2 separate regions of the Homo sapiens genome follow, and region 2 is linked to region 1. Evidence: chromatin loops called from intact Hi-C (ENCODE). Cell type or tissue: PC-9. All regions are shown on one strand. Each heading gives the region's core, and the rest is flanking DNA. Links, peaks and the distances in the headings are about the cores only.

Evidence for each region. Peaks named below come from ENCODE experiments on the same cell type or tissue, not always from the same donor. Only the 100,000 strongest peaks of a DNase experiment are listed, where the experiment ranks them.
Region 2: it touches region 1 in a loop (5-fold over the local background); 7 of 110 quality-filtered maps call a loop at or near these places.

The regions. Positions count from the first base shown.
Region 1 is chr1:116,135,371-116,143,711 of GRCh38, reverse strand. MAB21L3 (mab-21 like 3) reads right to left here. Exons shown (of 8, transcript NM_152367.3): 8 at 5,563-8,341. Among named protein-coding and RNA genes, the nearest start is that of MAB21L3, 28 kb to the right of the region's middle. RefSeq lists enhancers at 4,310-4,604, 4,703-4,752. In PC-9, for the core only: CTCF peaks have their summits at 4,275 and 4,494 (motif pointing left); a DNase peak (open chromatin) is centred at 4,461.
Region 2 is chr1:115,803,631-115,811,971 of GRCh38, reverse strand. No RefSeq gene overlaps it. Among named protein-coding and RNA genes, the nearest start is that of NHLH2, 33 kb to the left of the region's middle. In PC-9, for the core only: a CTCF peak has its summit at 4,038 (motif pointing left); DNase peaks (open chromatin) are centred at 671 and 4,011.

The DNA.
Region 1 (8,341 bases), core at 141-8,140:
TGTGTATGTGTGTAGGGGTGTGGTAAATAGTCTAGAACCAAAATCCAGGATGACAACAGCAGAAAATGTGGTAGGGAGATTGATAGCAGCCAAAGCCTTTGAGTCCTTGTCAGAAAGGAAAATGAAGGTATTGATTAGCTTTAGATTTTAATCTACACAATTTAGTCGGTATGTGTAAATAGTCTTGGTAACCATTAAAAGGACAGAGATAGGGTATGGACTTTCCAAGCCAATAAGAAAAAAAAGAAATTTAAAAAGAAGAAACAAACCTCTTAATTTTAAAAAGATGAAAAGTGGGGGGCAGAGGATTTATAAAATAGGTCAAATAGAAAGTAAATAATAAAAGAATAGAAATGAATCCATATGTATTTTCAATTCGAATAAATATAAATGGACTAAACATAGAGTCAAAAGACCTCAACTATCAGATGGGATTTTTAAAAAATCAGCCATTTATAAAGAATGCAGTTATCAACAACATAAAGTATACAAACAGATAGAAAGTTAAAGGATGGAAAAATATATACCAGGCAACTACTAGCCAAAATAAAGTGATATTATTGTATTAATAACTGACAAAAATCAATATTTACGCAAAATGTTTACAAGAGTTTAAAAAGGTCACTTTATAGTGAAAAAGCTTCAATTAATTGGGAAGATATAAAAATTCTAAACCATACAGCCCTAATAATATAATTTCAATGTACATTAAACACAATTTTGACAAAACCATACACAAAAATTGAAAAGTCCATTATCATAATGAGAGATTTTAAAACAACTCTCTCAGTAAATGTTAGGAAATACAGCCCCCCCCAATAAATCTATAAAATATAGAAAATTTGAGCACTGTAGGATATAACTGACATTTATTAGACATTACATCTAAACTTGTGTATCTTCTTTGTATGTACATAGAACAATGAAGAAGTGCTAAGCTAAAAAGCTGGCCTCAATTAATGTCAAGGGATTGGGGTCATTCAGATCACTTGTTGTTATTACAGTGCAATTGAGTGATAAATCAATAACAAAAACATAACTAGGAAGCCCAACAGGTTTGGAAACAATTTTCTTAAAATTAGTGTAGAAACTAGAAAATAAATAGAACTTGAAGACAATAAAAATAAATTATAAAAAAAACCTGTGGAATTGCACTAAAATGGCGTTTAAAAATTTCTATACTTAGAAAAGAAGAAAGGGTAGGAATTTCTCTTTTTAAATTTTATTTATTTATTTTATTAATATAGAGATGAGGTCACACTACGTTGCCTAGGCTGGTCTCCAACTCCTGAGCTCAAGTGATCTTCCCACCTCAGCCTCCCAAAGTGTTGGGATTACAGGCGTGAGTGGGTAATTACAGGTGGGTGAATCACAAGGTCAGGAGTTTGAGACCAGCCTGACCAACATGGTGAAACCCCATCTCACTAAAAATATAAAAACTAGCTGGGCGTGGTGGCGTGCACCTGTAATCCCAGCTACTCAGGAGGCTGAGGCAGGAGAATCGCTTGAACCTGGGAGGCGGAGATTGCAGCGAGCCAAGACCACGCCACTGCACTCCAGCCTAGGCGACAGAGCGAGATTCCGTACCCTCCTCCGCCCCCCTACCACAAAAAAAAAAAGATTAATAGTAAAATATCTCCTGGCAATAAAACTGAAGGTCCAGCCAGTTCTTTACATGAGTTAAACCAAACTTTCCAGCAAAGAGATTACCCCAATATTATTGGAATAGAATAGGAAAAATAAGGAACAGCTACTTCTCCTAAAAGCCATAGCTATAAAATTCTAGAGAATATAGGAGCACTCCCATGACCTGAAAAGAGAGAAGGATTCCTTAAACAAGATGCAAAATGTGCTCCATTATAATGGAGAAAGTTGCTGAAAATCCACCCATATTAAAATGGAGAATTTAGATTGGCGTAATCACTTTGGAAATATTTTGACAATATTTAGTAAATTTAAACATTCATGTATTCTGTGAACCTACATTTTATTCTTATGTGTACACCCTTAAAAGACTTGTGTGCATCTGAAGATGTATAAGAATGAGCATAAAAACATCATTCAAATCACAAAAACTGGAAACAATGCAAATGTCCAATTACAGTAACAAGAATATATAAAGTGTAGCAGCAGATTCCCACAGTGGAATATTATTTATTGGTGAAAAGGAATAAACGACTGCTACATGAAGACACACATGGGAGTCTCAAAAGCATAAAAACAATCTCAAAAGATTGTTTCTCTGTGGCCATGAGAAACAATCACAGACGACTTTATACAGTATGATTTCATGTATGTAAAGCCTTTAGATAAATGAAACAGTCAAAACTAAAAACACAATTTGGGATGCATGCAGATCATATTTTGTTGATTCTAAGCCATGTCTCTTTTTTTGACATTTCAAACACTTCAAAATTGAGATTCATTTTGTAACCAAAATTTTGTAACCAAACCATTCATTTTGTGAGTCTCTTTCTTAGAGGTGAAATAATAATGCATCTTACAATGTCGGGAGCTTAAGTTCAATGAAATATGGTAGGAAGTAGAACTATAAAGAAAAACATGAGAATGATTAACATAAAATGTGGGATACCTACGATTACCTATGTCTGGGAGGAAGGAGGCTGCTGGAAGGAAGGGGAAGCAAGGAGAATTCCGTATACTGACAATGTGCTATTTTTCACCAAGGTACAGTATATTGGTGTATTATTATTATTATTATTATTATTATTATTATTATTATTATTATTTTGAGGCAGAGTCTCACTCTGTTGCCCAGGCTGGAGTGCCGTGGCACAATCTCGGCTCACTGCAACCTCTGCTTCCCAGATTCAAGCTATTCTTCCACCTCAGCCTCCCCGAGTAGCTGGGACTGCAGATGTGCACTACCACGCCTGGATAATTTTTTGTATTTTTGGTAGAGACGGGGCTTTGCCATGTTGGACAGGCTGGTCTCACACTCCTGGCCTCACGTGACTCCCCCCGCCTCAGCCTCCCAAAGTGCTGAGATTACAAGTGTGAGCCACCGCGCCCAGCCTGCTTTATTATTCTTCTTTAAATAGGTTAGATTCTCACATGTATAAATATATTTCACAATTTAAAAAAACAAAAAGAGTGAATGAGGCGAGTAGGTGGAGATACACGTATAGTAACTCAGGAAGCTGGACAGTAAAGGGGAGAAGAGAGTGAAGCGGCCATTGCGGGAGGATGTGGAGGAAACTACAAGAAATAAATGGAAAGACTGAAGAGCTGGGAGGCATCTGAGCTGTCACATGTGGAGAAATTGGCCTTTCAGGGAGATACCTTCTATATTTTAGCAAGAGGGACGAAGGGGAGAATGGGCTTGCAGAATTTGCAGTGAAATTTTCTCATGTTTCCTCTGTGATGGTTTATATTTTCTTTACAAAGAATTTATCTGTGGTCTGGTATAGTTATCAGGAATGGTAGAGATGGGCAAATAGCACGAGGGGTAGGCATCTAAAATGAAAACATTTGTTCAGCAGTTATCCCATGCCAGGTACTCAACTAAGAGCCTTTTACATCCATCATTCCATTCGTTGCTCTCATTAACACTATGAGGTATATATTCTTTCATGATGCCTGTAACAGTTTCCTAGGGCCATAGGAAAATAACCAAATACCACAGACTAGGTGACTTAAATAACAGAAATGTATTTTCTCCCAGTTCTGGAGGCTGGTGGTCCAAGAGCAGGTGTGGACAGGCTGGTTTCTCCTGAGGCCTTTCTCCTTGGTCTGTGGGTGGCTGCCCTCTGCGCATGCACATCCCTGGCATCTCTCTGTGTGCTTAATCTCCTCTCCTTTAAGGATACCCGTCAGACTGAATCAGCTAATCACCTCTTTATTATTAACTTAATCACCTCTTTAAATACAGTCACATTCTGAGGTGCTGGGGGTTGGAGCTTGAACTTATGAATTGTGGTGGACACAATTCTGGCCATCACAATGCCCATTTTGGAGAGAAGGAACTAGAGACACAGAAAGGCCAAACAGCTTGCCAAGGTCATGCAGCTCCTCGGCATCAGAACTGGGATGCAGACGCAGGCAGGTCAACTGCGGTGGCTGAAAACCAACCATTCCTCTACACGCCTAGTCTTGGGCCTGGAAGAGTGAAGAAGGATTGAACGGTCTTTTGGAGAATTAAAAAAAAAAAAGAACAGAATAAAGGAGTAATATTCTCTGGCTTTTCTTAGCTGTGCAATCTGTCCCAGGAAACAGAATGGAGCTGAATGCCCCGGGAGCCTGGATGGACGGTCCTCTCATAGGCTCCCTTTTAAAATCTGAGTTTTAAGGAGAAAGATGTAAATCTCGGCTAAAATGGCAGGAAAGGTCAACAATTTGGCATGAGCTGGAATCCACTCATCCTTGCTCTGGAGGGACCAGGTGTAAGTTACGGGCTGAGAAGTGTGACACCTGCTGGGCTCCGAGGACGAGAATGGGTGGGACCTGGCTCCTTTCATATGTGTTCCCTTGCTGCCCTCTGCTGGCAAGAATTGGGAATACGCAGGAAGCTGCTGGTAGCCCTGCTTCCTGCAAAACCCTCAGATCTCAGGGGAAAGACGGAAAGAATCTACCGGAATCAGACTGTGGCGCACGTCAGTTCCTCCCTTTCCACACACGTACACACATATTGAACCAATGTTACAGTCAATTTTCACTTTTTAGCATTCCGTGACTGTGTAGCTGTTTTAAAAGTTGCTTAAGATGGTTTTTGTTTTGTTTTGAGACAGAGTCCCGCTCTGTAGCCCAGCCCAGGCTGGAGAGCAGTGGCCAGATCTCAGCTCACTGCAAGCTCTGCCTCCCAGGTTCAAGCGATTCTCCTGCCTCAGCCTCCCAAGTAGCTGGGATTACAGGTGCCCACCACCATGCCTGGCTAATTTTTGCATTTTTAGTAGAGACGGGATTTCACCACGTTGGCCAGGCTGGTCTGGAACTCCTGGCCTCAAGGGATCCGCCCACCTAGGCCTCCCAAAGTTCTGGGATTACAGGCCTCAGCCACCCTGCCCGGCCGAAATTAAATTTAAAACCTTATTACATTTGCCACCTTTTCAAAAATGATGTTTCCTAAGATACAAGAATATGAGAATTAGAATACAAATTTTTGATGATTTAACAAAATGTTAGTTTGTTCACCATTTTATATGCTCTTTTTAAATTTTTTTTTTAGAGACAGGGTCTCCCTTCCGGTGACTCCGTCACCCAGGCTAGAGTGCAGTGGTACAATCAAAGCTCACTGCAGCCTCAGACTCCTGGTCTCAAGGAATCCTCTCATCTCAGCCTCCTGAGCACCACATCCGGCTAATTTTTAAATTTTTTGTAGAGACGGGGTGTCAGTGTCTGGCTATGTTGCCCAGGCTGGTCTTGAACTCCTGGTCTCAAGTGACCCTCCTGTCTCAGCCTCCCACAGTGCTGGGATTACAGGCATGAGCCACTGCACCAAGCCTTCATGTTTTCAAAAATTGTAAACTCATTGTTGGTTTGGAAATTTTTTTTTCAATATTTTAAAATCATTACTTATTAAACGATAGCCTAGGGACCCCACCATTTGGTTACAGTACTTTTTTTTTTTAATCATACTTTAAGTTTTAGGGTACATGTGCACAATGTGCAGGTTAGTTACATATGTATACATGTGCCATGCTGGTGCGCTGCACCCACTAACTCGTCATCTAGCATTAGGTATATCTCCCAATGCTATCCCTCCCCCCTCCCCCCACCCCACAACAGTCCCCAGAGTGTGATGTTACCCTTAATGTGTCCATGTGTTCTCATTGTTCAATTCCCACCTATGAGTGAGAATATGCAGTGTTTGGTTTTTTGTTCTTGCGATAGTTTACTGAGAATGATGATTTCCAATTTCACCCATGTCCCTACAAAGGACATGAACTCATCATTTTTTATGGCTGCATAGTATTCCATGGTGTATATGTGCCACATTTTCTTAATCCACTCTATCATTGTTGGATATTTGGGTTGGTTCCAAGTCTGCTATTGTGAATAATGCCGCAATAAACATACGTGTGCATGTGTCTTTATAGCAGCATGATTTATAGTCCTTTGGGTATATACCCAGTAATGGGATGGCTGGGTCAAATGGTATTTCTAGTTCTAGATCCCTGAGGAATCGCCACACTGACTTCCATAATGGTTGAACTAGTTTACAGTCCCACCAACAGTGTAAAAGTTTTCCTATTTCTCCACATCCTCTCCAGCACCTGTTGTTTCCTGACTTTTTAATGATTGCCATTCTAACTGGTGTGAGATGGTATCTCACTGTGGTTTTGATTTGCATTTCTCTGATGGCCAGTGATGATGAGCATTTTTCATGTGATTTTTGGCTGCATAAATGTCTTCTTTTGAGAAGTGTCTGTTCATGTCCTTCACCCACTTTTTGTTGGGGTTGTTTGTTTTTTTCTTGTAAATTTGTTTGAGTTCATTGTAGATTCTGGATATTAGCCCTTTGTCAGATGAGTAGGTTGTGAAAATTTTCTCCCATTTTGTAGGTTGCCTGTTCACTCTGATGGTAGTTTCTTTTGCTGTGCAGAAGCTCTTTAGTTTAATTAGATCCCATTTGTCAATTTTGGCTTTTGTTGCCATTGCTTTTGGTGTTTTAGACATGAAGTCCTTGCCCATGCCTATGTCCTGAATGGTAATGCCTAGGTTTTCTTCTAGGGTTTTTATGGTTTTAGGTCTAACGTTTAAGTCTTTAATCCATCTTGAATTAATTTTTGTATAAGGTGTAAGGAAGGGATCCAGTTTCAGCTTTCTACATATGGCTAGCCAGTTTTCCCAGCACCATTTATTAAATAGGGAATCCTTTCCCCATTGCTTGTTTTTCTCAGGTTTGTCAAAGATCAGATAGTTGTAGATATGCGGCGTTATTTCTGAGGGCTCTGTTCTGTTCCATTGATCTATATCCCTGTTTTGGTACCAGTACCATGCTGTTTTGGTTACTGTAGCCTTGTAGTATAGTTTGAAGTCAGGTAGTGTGATGCCTCCAGCTTTGTTCTTTTGGCTTAGAATTGACTTGGCAATGCAGGCTCTTTTTTGGTTCCATATGAACTTTAAAGTAGTTTTTTCCAATTCTGTGAAGAAAGTCATTGGTAGCTTGATGGGGATGGCATTGAATCTGTAAATTACCTTGGGCAGTCTGGCCATTTTGACGATATTGATTCTTCCTACCCATGAGCATGGAATGTTCTTCCATTTGTTTGTATCCTCTTTTATTTCATTGAGCAGTGGTTTGTAGTTCTCCTTGAAGAGGTCCTTCACGTCCCTTGTAAGTTGGATTCCTAAGTATTTTATTCTCTTTGAAGCAATTGTGAATGGGAGTTCACTCATGATTTGGCTCTCTGTCTGTTATTGGTGTATAAGAATGCTTGTGATTTTTGTACTTTGATTTTGTATCCTGAGACTTTGCTGAAGTTGCTTATCAGCTTAAGGAGATTTTGGGCTGAGACAATGGGGTTTTCTAGATATACAATCATGTTGTCTGCAAACAGGGACAATTTGACTTCCTCTTTTCCTAATTGAATACCCTTTATTTCCTTCTCCTGCCTAATTGCCCTGGCCAGAACTTCCAACACTATGTTGAATAGGAGTGGTGAGAGAGGGCATCCCTGTCTTGTGCCAGTTTTCAAAGGGAATGCTTCCAGTTTTTGCCCATTCAGTATGATATTGCCTGTGGGTTTGTCATAGATAGCTCTTATTATTTTGAAATACGTCCCATCAATACCTAATTTATTGAGAGTTTTTAGCATGAAGGTTGTTGAATTTTGTCAAAGGCCTTTTCTGCATCTATTGAGATAATCATGTGGTTTTTGTCTTTGGTTCTGTTTATATGCTGGATTACATTTATTGATTTGCGTATATTGAACCAGCCTTGCATCCCAGGGATGAAGCCCACTTGATCATGGTGGATAAGCTTTTTGATGTGCTGCTGGATTCGGTTTGCCAGAATTTTACTGAGGATTTTTGCATCAATGTTCAACAAGGATATTGGTCTAAAATTCTCTTTTTTAGTTGTGTCTCTGCCCGGCTTTGGTATCAGGATGATGCTGGCCTCATAAAATGAGTTAGGGAGGATTCCCTCTTTTTCAATTGATTGGAATAGTTTCAGAAGGAATGGTACTAGTTCCTCCTTGTACCTCTGGTAGAATTCGGCTGTGAATCCATCTGGTCCTGGACTCTTTTTGGTTGGTAAGCTATTGATTATTGCCACAATTTCAGATCCTGTTATTGGTCTATTCAGAGATTCAACTTCTTCCTGGTTTAGTCTTGGGAGAGTGTATGTGTTGAGGAATTTATCCATTTCTTCTAGATT
Region 2 (8,341 bases), core at 208-8,207, 330 kb after region 1:
GCCACTGAAGGGGAGACTTAGTTTCATTAAAGCTCACTCTGACTGTAGTGGGATGACAGTGGGCCAGGAGGCTGGGGAGGAGCCTGCTGCAATGGTACAAGTGAAGGATGACGTTGATCTGGACTAGGTAATGCTGGCAGAGGCTCAGAGGAAGGGCAGGTCTGAGTAATGTTTAAGGGTGAAATGGGTAGCACTTAGGAGTGATGCTCGGTGGGGACAAAGGGTTGAGGCCCCTTGAGGATGACTCATCCTTGAAGGAATCCCCCAGCAGGTTTCCCACTCTCAGCAGTAGCATAGGTAGTGTGGACACTATCAACCCTTATGCCCAGCACAGATGGTCTGACCAAATGCTCATGGTTACCAAAACACTGCTATTGTGGGGAGCTGAGTCTCTATGCAGAAAGGCTTCAGTCCTGAGGCCACTGGCCAGAAAAAGTCCCTCTGCCTCCAAACTACCCCTTCTTGCTGGGAAGGAAAGTGTTAGCTCAGGAGATCTGAGTTGCTCAAACCCTATACATTCCCAAGAAAGGCCTGATTTCCGCAATGGCCCTTGGCCAGTTTCCGGGAGATAAGCTCTGAGTCCCTGGATATTCTGCCTGATAAGGGACATTTTGTTTGCTTGAGGCCTTGGGTCACATGTTACCAGTTGGATCAGATTGTGCTAACAATGTGACTTGTGGCAAACACTTGCTTTTGGTCTAGGAGTGCTGGAGTCTGAGTAGCTGAAACCAGTCACACAGGTACAGCATGCCTACATGACAGATCCCCAATAAAAACTCTAGACACCAAGGCTTGGGTGAGCTTCCTTAGTTGGCAACACTTTATATGTGTTATCACACACTGAGGCTGAGAGGATTAAATACATCCTGTGCAGCTCTATTGGGAGGGAACATCTGGAAGCTTGCACCTGGTTTCTCCTGGACTTTGCCCCATGTATCTTTTCCCTTTGCTAATTTTAATCTATATCCTTTTGCTGGAATAACCTGTAACCATCAGTACAACAGCTTTCTGAGTCCTGTGAATCTCTCTAATGAATTGTCAATGAAACCTTGAGCGCCTGGGGACCCCTGACACACACCCAACTCTGGAGTGACAGAAGAAGGGACTGTTGGGAAAGCATGCAGCCAGAACCTGGCATTTCACCACAGAGTAGGTTCTGTGCAAACAACATAAGTGGGGCACTTATGTATTGCACAGAACAGATGGGCAGGAATGAACACTTGCAGAAAACACTGGGAGGATGTTTCCCAGCTTATCCAGAGTCCAAGGCCACTCCGCTCTTCTCCAAGTGGCCTTGGTGGTCTTGCTTTTGTCCAACACAGCACTTCACCTTTTAATTTTCAGCTTTTCCAAAAAGTCTAATTGTCCTTCTTCAACTCTCCAGCTTATTTCTTTTGCCAGATAGTCATGTCCAAACTGGGTACAGAACTGTAGGCAATTTTCAGATACTGTAAAGTAGAATTTACACTGAACAACAGTTGCAAGAATCTACAGTATGTCCTAGAAATGCAATACATTGCTGTGCCGGCAACTTATAGGTTATTTGAATAACATGCTGTAAACAGCTGGTAAATTAAACTTCTCAGCAATGGGTATAATCCATAGCCAGAAAACCTGAGGTTTGATTTTATGCAAATACAAGCTTTTTGTGCACAATCTTACACCTTACTTTTATCACTTTGTCAGCTGGTTTATAAAACATAAGATACATTTAATAAGTGGTGCCCACCTCCTCTACACTTTTTCCAGACGAGGACTTAGATTAATAGGTATTTCTGCTCATTATGTAGTCCAAGCCCATTCTTGTTTTTAATGACAAGCCTAGGCACTATGAACATTTTACATTCCAGTAAACATGATGACATCCTTGTATATATTTGGAAAGCCTCTCTGAGTTCTCCCCACAACCAAGTGTAACAGCACATGTAACAGCATACTCCCTTCCCCTGGCCCTGCCACTTCCTGGCTTGGTTTTCCCTTCATTATCTCCCACTCTCCACTACTGTTGGGGCCCTCAGTTCTGCACCTAGGTTAGTGGCAAGCAAGACAGGAATTTCTTCATTGTTTATGACCTCGTAGAGGCAGTGTTCTATGCAGAATACAGAAAGTTGGTTATTATAAGCACACAGAAATGCAATACAGAAAATGAAGTAATACAAAGTGATTGAAAGGGTGGGAGGACGGGATTCTAGGATGGGCCTCCAGAAAGCCACTACTGGAACTGCTGAGTTCAAAGACACGCCGCCATGCCTGCTACCCAAGGATCCACATCCTCTGCTGCCTCCACCACCTCTTGATGCCAGGAAGCTAGGGACAGACACTACCACAGTACATGCCCTCTGTCCTCAATCTTGCTTACCAGCAACAACAGCAAATGGGACAGGAAGGCAGCCTCTGCCTTGCTTCCACTATTCAAATCTCACTTGTGCATGTAAATGGCAGAACCTAAGTGTATGTAAGACCTTGCTTGCAAGGAAAGCTTGAGAAATGAAATGTTGAACTTTCCAGCACTCACAGTACAGGAAGCAGACCAGGAGGTGACAGGGTGGAGGTTGAGTCAAGCAGTTTGCTATATTCACCACAGGCTGGTAAGGTCCCTTTAAGATCTAACAGTCCATGTCTGACCAGGATCCTGAGGAAGAAAATGCAGTAATTTTAAGGAAATAATATAGAGAGGGAAGTGTGCCTTCTACTACCACCTCCTCTTCCACTACCATCTATAGGAAGAAATAATTTCCAGATCACATGCTGGAGTGAAGAGAAACCAAAAGAAACTTGAATCTGAAGCTTTGCCTTAACAGTTTGGAGGCTTTCATGGGAAGAGTACATAGCTTTTTAAAACTATGATTTCAAACTTATGAGCTGTTTCATGTCTTGTAAGAGGTGGAGGTCCATATATAACAAAATTTAGATACGTAAGTAGAAAGTAGGATCCACGCCTGTAATCCCAGCACTTTGGGAGGCCGAGGAAGGCGGATCATGAGAGGTCAGGAGATCGAGACCATCCTGGCTAACACGGTGAAACCCCGTCTATACTAAAAAATACAAAAAATTAGCTGCGCATGGTGGTGGGTGCCTGTAGTCCCAGCTACTCTGGAGGCTGAGGCAGGAGAATGGCATGAACCGGGGAGGCAGAGCTTACAGTGCGCCAAGATAGTGCCACTGCACTCCAGCCTGGGCGACAGAGTGAGACTCCGTCTCAAAAAAAAAATAATAATAATAATAAAAAAACAACATGAGAGAAAGAAAGAAAGAGAGAGAGAAAGAAAGAAGAAAGAGATAAGAAAGAAGAAAGAAAGAAAGAAAGAAAGAAAGAAAGAAAGAAAGAAAGAAAGAAAGAAAGAAAGGAAAGAAAGAAAGAAAAAAGAAAAAGAAAGAAAGAAAGAAAGAAGGAACTTGGGATGGGGATGATGGGGTGGAGACTTGTCTAGTGAGAGAAACACATCTGGGACATGTGATTTTCAAGGATATTACGTAACTATTTACAGGATAACTCTGAATGAAGAGTTCAAGAAATTTGAGAGTGTGATTTTAGGAATTCAGATGAAAGACAGAAGAATGATGAGAAACTAAGAGTTGGAGAGTTTGTACAATTCAATATCATTGTAACTTGCAAACAAATAAAATATTGTTTTAAGGCAGGATTTATTAACCTCAGCACTATTGACATTTTGGGCCAGATAATTCTTTGTTGTGCAGGTGTCTGATCACCAGCAATGTCTCCAGACACTGATAAATGTGTCCTGAGAATAAGGGGTAGGGGGTTGGGGGTTAGGGGATAGTTGGGAGCAAAATTGCCTCCAGGTAAGAACCACTGTTTTACAGTTTAGGCTTGGGTATCAGTGTGTAGGCTCACATTAGCAATGGGAATAATAGGGAAGACAACAAAGTTGGTAGAATTTGGAACTTGGAAAGTTAGCAGTTTCCTTTTAATCTTACATATTTGTTTTAAGGGTGTCTTCAGGACCTCAGCAAACCCTCCTAGCATTTCCTGTTCATTCCAACATCCCACAGGTATCTTTGTTGATAAGGGCTCCCCCTACTGGGCATGATGTCCTTAAGCCTTCAGTTTACAAAAGCTAAGATCTTAGCTAGGCTATTCGAGCAACCACCCCCTTTCTCCCCTGTCACTATTGTACTAAAGAAGTTCAGAGGCCATCTACCATCCCATTAGTGGAATAGTTCCACGTAAGGGCCTTTTAAAGTCCTAGTTAGATTCAAAGACTTCTGGAAGAGAGGACAAAGTTCAGTGCAAGCATCAGTGACCCCTCCACTCTGAAATGAGATATCAGGGTTCAAGTCAGCCAACTGTTATACAAAACATTGTTACCTGGAGTATCTCCTTGCTTCATTCCCAAAGTATGTGCTTATCTGTATCCTCAGTGAGTCTCTGCCAGTGACCATGTGTCTGACCCTGAGATGTGTTTTCTTAATTCAACAACTGGGAAAGGCTCTATAAAAGTATCCCTTCCTTTTCTCTCCTTATCTCCTCTGTGGCACCATGGACTTGGGAAACCCAGTCATGGCTAAAATACTACCTTGTTTCTGAGGCCCATACTGAGTCCAATAGGGTGGCAGAATTTCTAGAAGGAATGCCTTTGATATTAGCAGGGCTTTAAAATCCCCTGAAACACCCTAGACATATGTAACCTAAGAGCCAATTTATGGCATGCATCCATTGGTTTCAGGAGATGTTAGGGGCAGAATTCATTCATTCAATAATTATCGAATACCAACTATATGCCAGATATCGGGTTAGGTGCTGAAGACAGGAAGAGATATGAACCTGCCTTGAGGGAATTTACCATCAAGTAGAGAAAATTAAGGAATAAACTGTGGTACTAGGGAAGCACAGCATGCCAGAGAAACACTTTCAAGAGTGCAAACAAGGGTTATCCATGACATCTAAAACCACTAAGTGAAAGGTTGATGGAAGACTTTATAATACATGGTTCAGCTAAATGGCATCAGAACCCAATGATCAATTCCAATATCTCTAAAAGTGAAACAACCAGTAATAGTGTTCCCTGCAATGTGATGGAGATACAAAGCACACAGCTTTAGAGCATACCATTTAGTGTATTACTGTAAAAAAAAAAGGTACAGAATCTAGTTAAGTCTCTGGATTTAACTACTCATTTACAGTAAATACAGGGAATAAAGGAACATGTTAAATGACACCATGTGGATACAATCAGGCAAATTCAGAATGAGAGAAATTCTACAGGGCAAATAACCTAGTTTTTTCAACAAATAAATTGAATGAAATAACAAAAGAAAGAAATAAGAGAAACCGTTAGAGATTAAAAGAGATTTAAAAGTCAAATCAATCAAATGCAATGTGTAGCTATGATTTAGATCTTGATTTAAACAAATTAACTATAAAAAGACATTTTTGGGACAATCATTTAAAATTGAATATAGACTAGATATTAAACAACATAAAGGAATTATTATTAGCTTTGTTGAGAATAATAATGGTATTGTGTGTGTGGTTTTTTAGAGTCTTTATGTTAAAGATAGATAAAAAAGAACTCGTAGATTAAATGATATGATGTTTGGGTTGGCTGAAATACTCCAGATATATTCATGTATTACTGGTACAGTTAAAAAGTAAGTGAAAAGCAAAAGAGAAAAAAAGGAACCTGGCTTTTCTTATTCATGATTAACATACATTAGCATGCGAGAGGGACCTTATTTAATCTATGGAATTGGAGTGGAAGGCAGGGCTATAGAAACCAGGTTCCAACAGGTGAAACCTTCAAGAGGGAAGCAGGGAACAAGGTGGGATGTGTTCTAAGCCTTTGCATCTAAGAGTGGTTCATGGCCCAGCAGCACTGGCATCTCCTGAGTTATTATAAATGCAAAATCTCAGGCCCACCTCAGACCCACTGAATCCAAAGCCATTTTAACAAGATCTCTAGGTGATTCACATGCACATTAAAGTTTGAGAAACACTGCTCTAAGTGCATGCTCATGTTTTAATGCAGTTGCTCCATTTTCTACCTCTGAAAGCTCTTAGTGACCAAATCTAAGATTTCATGCAGGATCCCTTGAGAGCAAAGATTTGTGTATTAATCTGCTGCAACACCTACACTGGTTCCCTTACTAATGGCTGATCCACCCCCAGCCACACAACATCCTCCCCGCCATGCTTCCTAATTGATAATCTGCCACCCATGACCTTGGCCAGATGGTGTATTGCCTTGGGACCCCTGGCCTCATCAGCTGATTCCACACTCAGGCAGAACCACATTACAAAGGGAGGCTAGTGCCCAGAGCATCCATAGAGATAGAAGGGCCCCCAAAGATTGTGGCATGCAATTAAAGGGAAAGAACTCTATTAAGTATTTTTATGAGAGGTTAAGGCCCTTTAAAGATAGGGGTCATCAGACCTGCCGTTAATCTAGTCTTGCTCTGTCCTCCAAATAGAAAATACTTTACATATGAAGAGATATGAGGAGGGCATAGGGGCAGCTGTGTAGTGCTCCAAATCCATTCAGATAAGTGGGCCTTTTTTCCACCCTCCCTCTTCTCAAGACAGGAAGGAAGGTTTGTCTCCATTAGTGTTATCTCTCCTTTTGGGCAGAACCAACGTGGGAGTAGCATCTATGTCTTCTTTGTGATTAGCTTTTGTTCATGCACATGGCTGTTTAACGAATATTGATTCTGGTGATGGGTCTGATTAATAGGGTCTGAGGTGTTTCACACTTAATACCTGAGTGGAGGTGAGGCATGTGGCATATTTCAATTCTTGGGGAACTGGCAACCACATCCTAGCCTGTTTTATGAAGTGTCTCAGAAGCAATCTCTTCCATGTTTCTGAACATTTGCCATCAGTATGCCCAGAATCTTCAAGTCTGACTTTTTTGGTGTTGCTTCAGCTGCCTGAGGATCAAGAAGACAGGGCTGAGTAGTATGACTCTGTGTGGGTAGTGGTTTAGGAAACAGGTTTAAATCCAGTTTTGTCAGCTGTATAACACTGAAATTACTCCCTCTATGCCTCAGTTTCCTACATGTAAAATGGGGATGATAATGATATCTACTTCATTGTTTTCTTGTGAGGATTAGATGAGGTGATCATATCAAGCATCCAGAACAGTACCTGGCATAGAATGAGTACTCATTAATGTGATTTATTATGATTTGCTACTTTCTAACCTCAATTCTCCAACACCAAGTGGATATCTTAGAATTCAATTCAATTTTGACACTAACTACCCACAGTTAGGGCAGACTCTACAAGTTAAGGGCAAAGTTATTTGCTTTTGACACTAACTACTCGAAGTTAACATTAGATACCACAAGTTAGAGGGCAAGGTCCCCAATAAGACTGCCCTTACTTCAGATGTCAGCTGAAAGTAGTGTCCTTGGATATCTGCAATTCTATCTGAGTTGGCTACAAATTTAGGAGTTCCCATGACCACATTCTAGTCATTTACTAAAATGACTCACAGAATTTACTGAAAGCACACTAAAATTACGGTTTTATTATAAAAGCCACAATCGGAGAACACCCCAATGGAAGAGAAAAGCAAGGTCTGGGAGAAAGGCTTGGAGCTTCTTTGCCCTCTCTGGGTGTGTCAGCCTCCTAGCATATCAACCTCTTCACCAACAAGGAAGCTCCCCTGAACTATGGTGTTCAGAGTATTTATCTAGGGTCTCATTACATAGGTATCATTGATTAAATGATTGGCCAAGTGATTGAACTCAATCTCTAGCTCCTTTGCCCTCTTTGGAGCTGAGGAGGTGAGGCTGAAAATTCCAACATTCTCATTACATCTCGGTGTTTCTGTCATGGTCAGCCTCTCCCTTAAAACTAAGGTTTTACCATGAGTTGCCTCATTAGCATAAACTGAGGTATGATCAAAAGGGGCTCTTATGAAAACAAAAGACACTCCTATTATTCAGAAAATTCCAAGAAATTTTGAGCCAGGAACCATGGGCAAAAATCAACTACACTCTGTATTATATCACATTCAATAAATATTCTGAACATTTATCTTGAGCTAGGTACTATTCTAGGCATTGGGTATATAAGAATAATAATCTATGTTTTCAATGGTTTTCTTTAAATCATAAGACAGTGCCATATTCGGATCACAAGTTGGGATCACCAACCTTGCTTCACCTTCATAACTACTCATATAGAACCGCATCTCAGGGGTTTTGAGAATCAGAATATTTTCAAGCTGTGGGGCACCTAAGAATTTGTTAATACAAATCCACTCCTTCACAGATGGAGAAACCAAAAGTTAACTGCCAAAAGGTTACCCCATGACAAATGTCATGGCTGCCAATCTGGAGCTATTTCTGCTACACCATGATCATGGGATCAGAA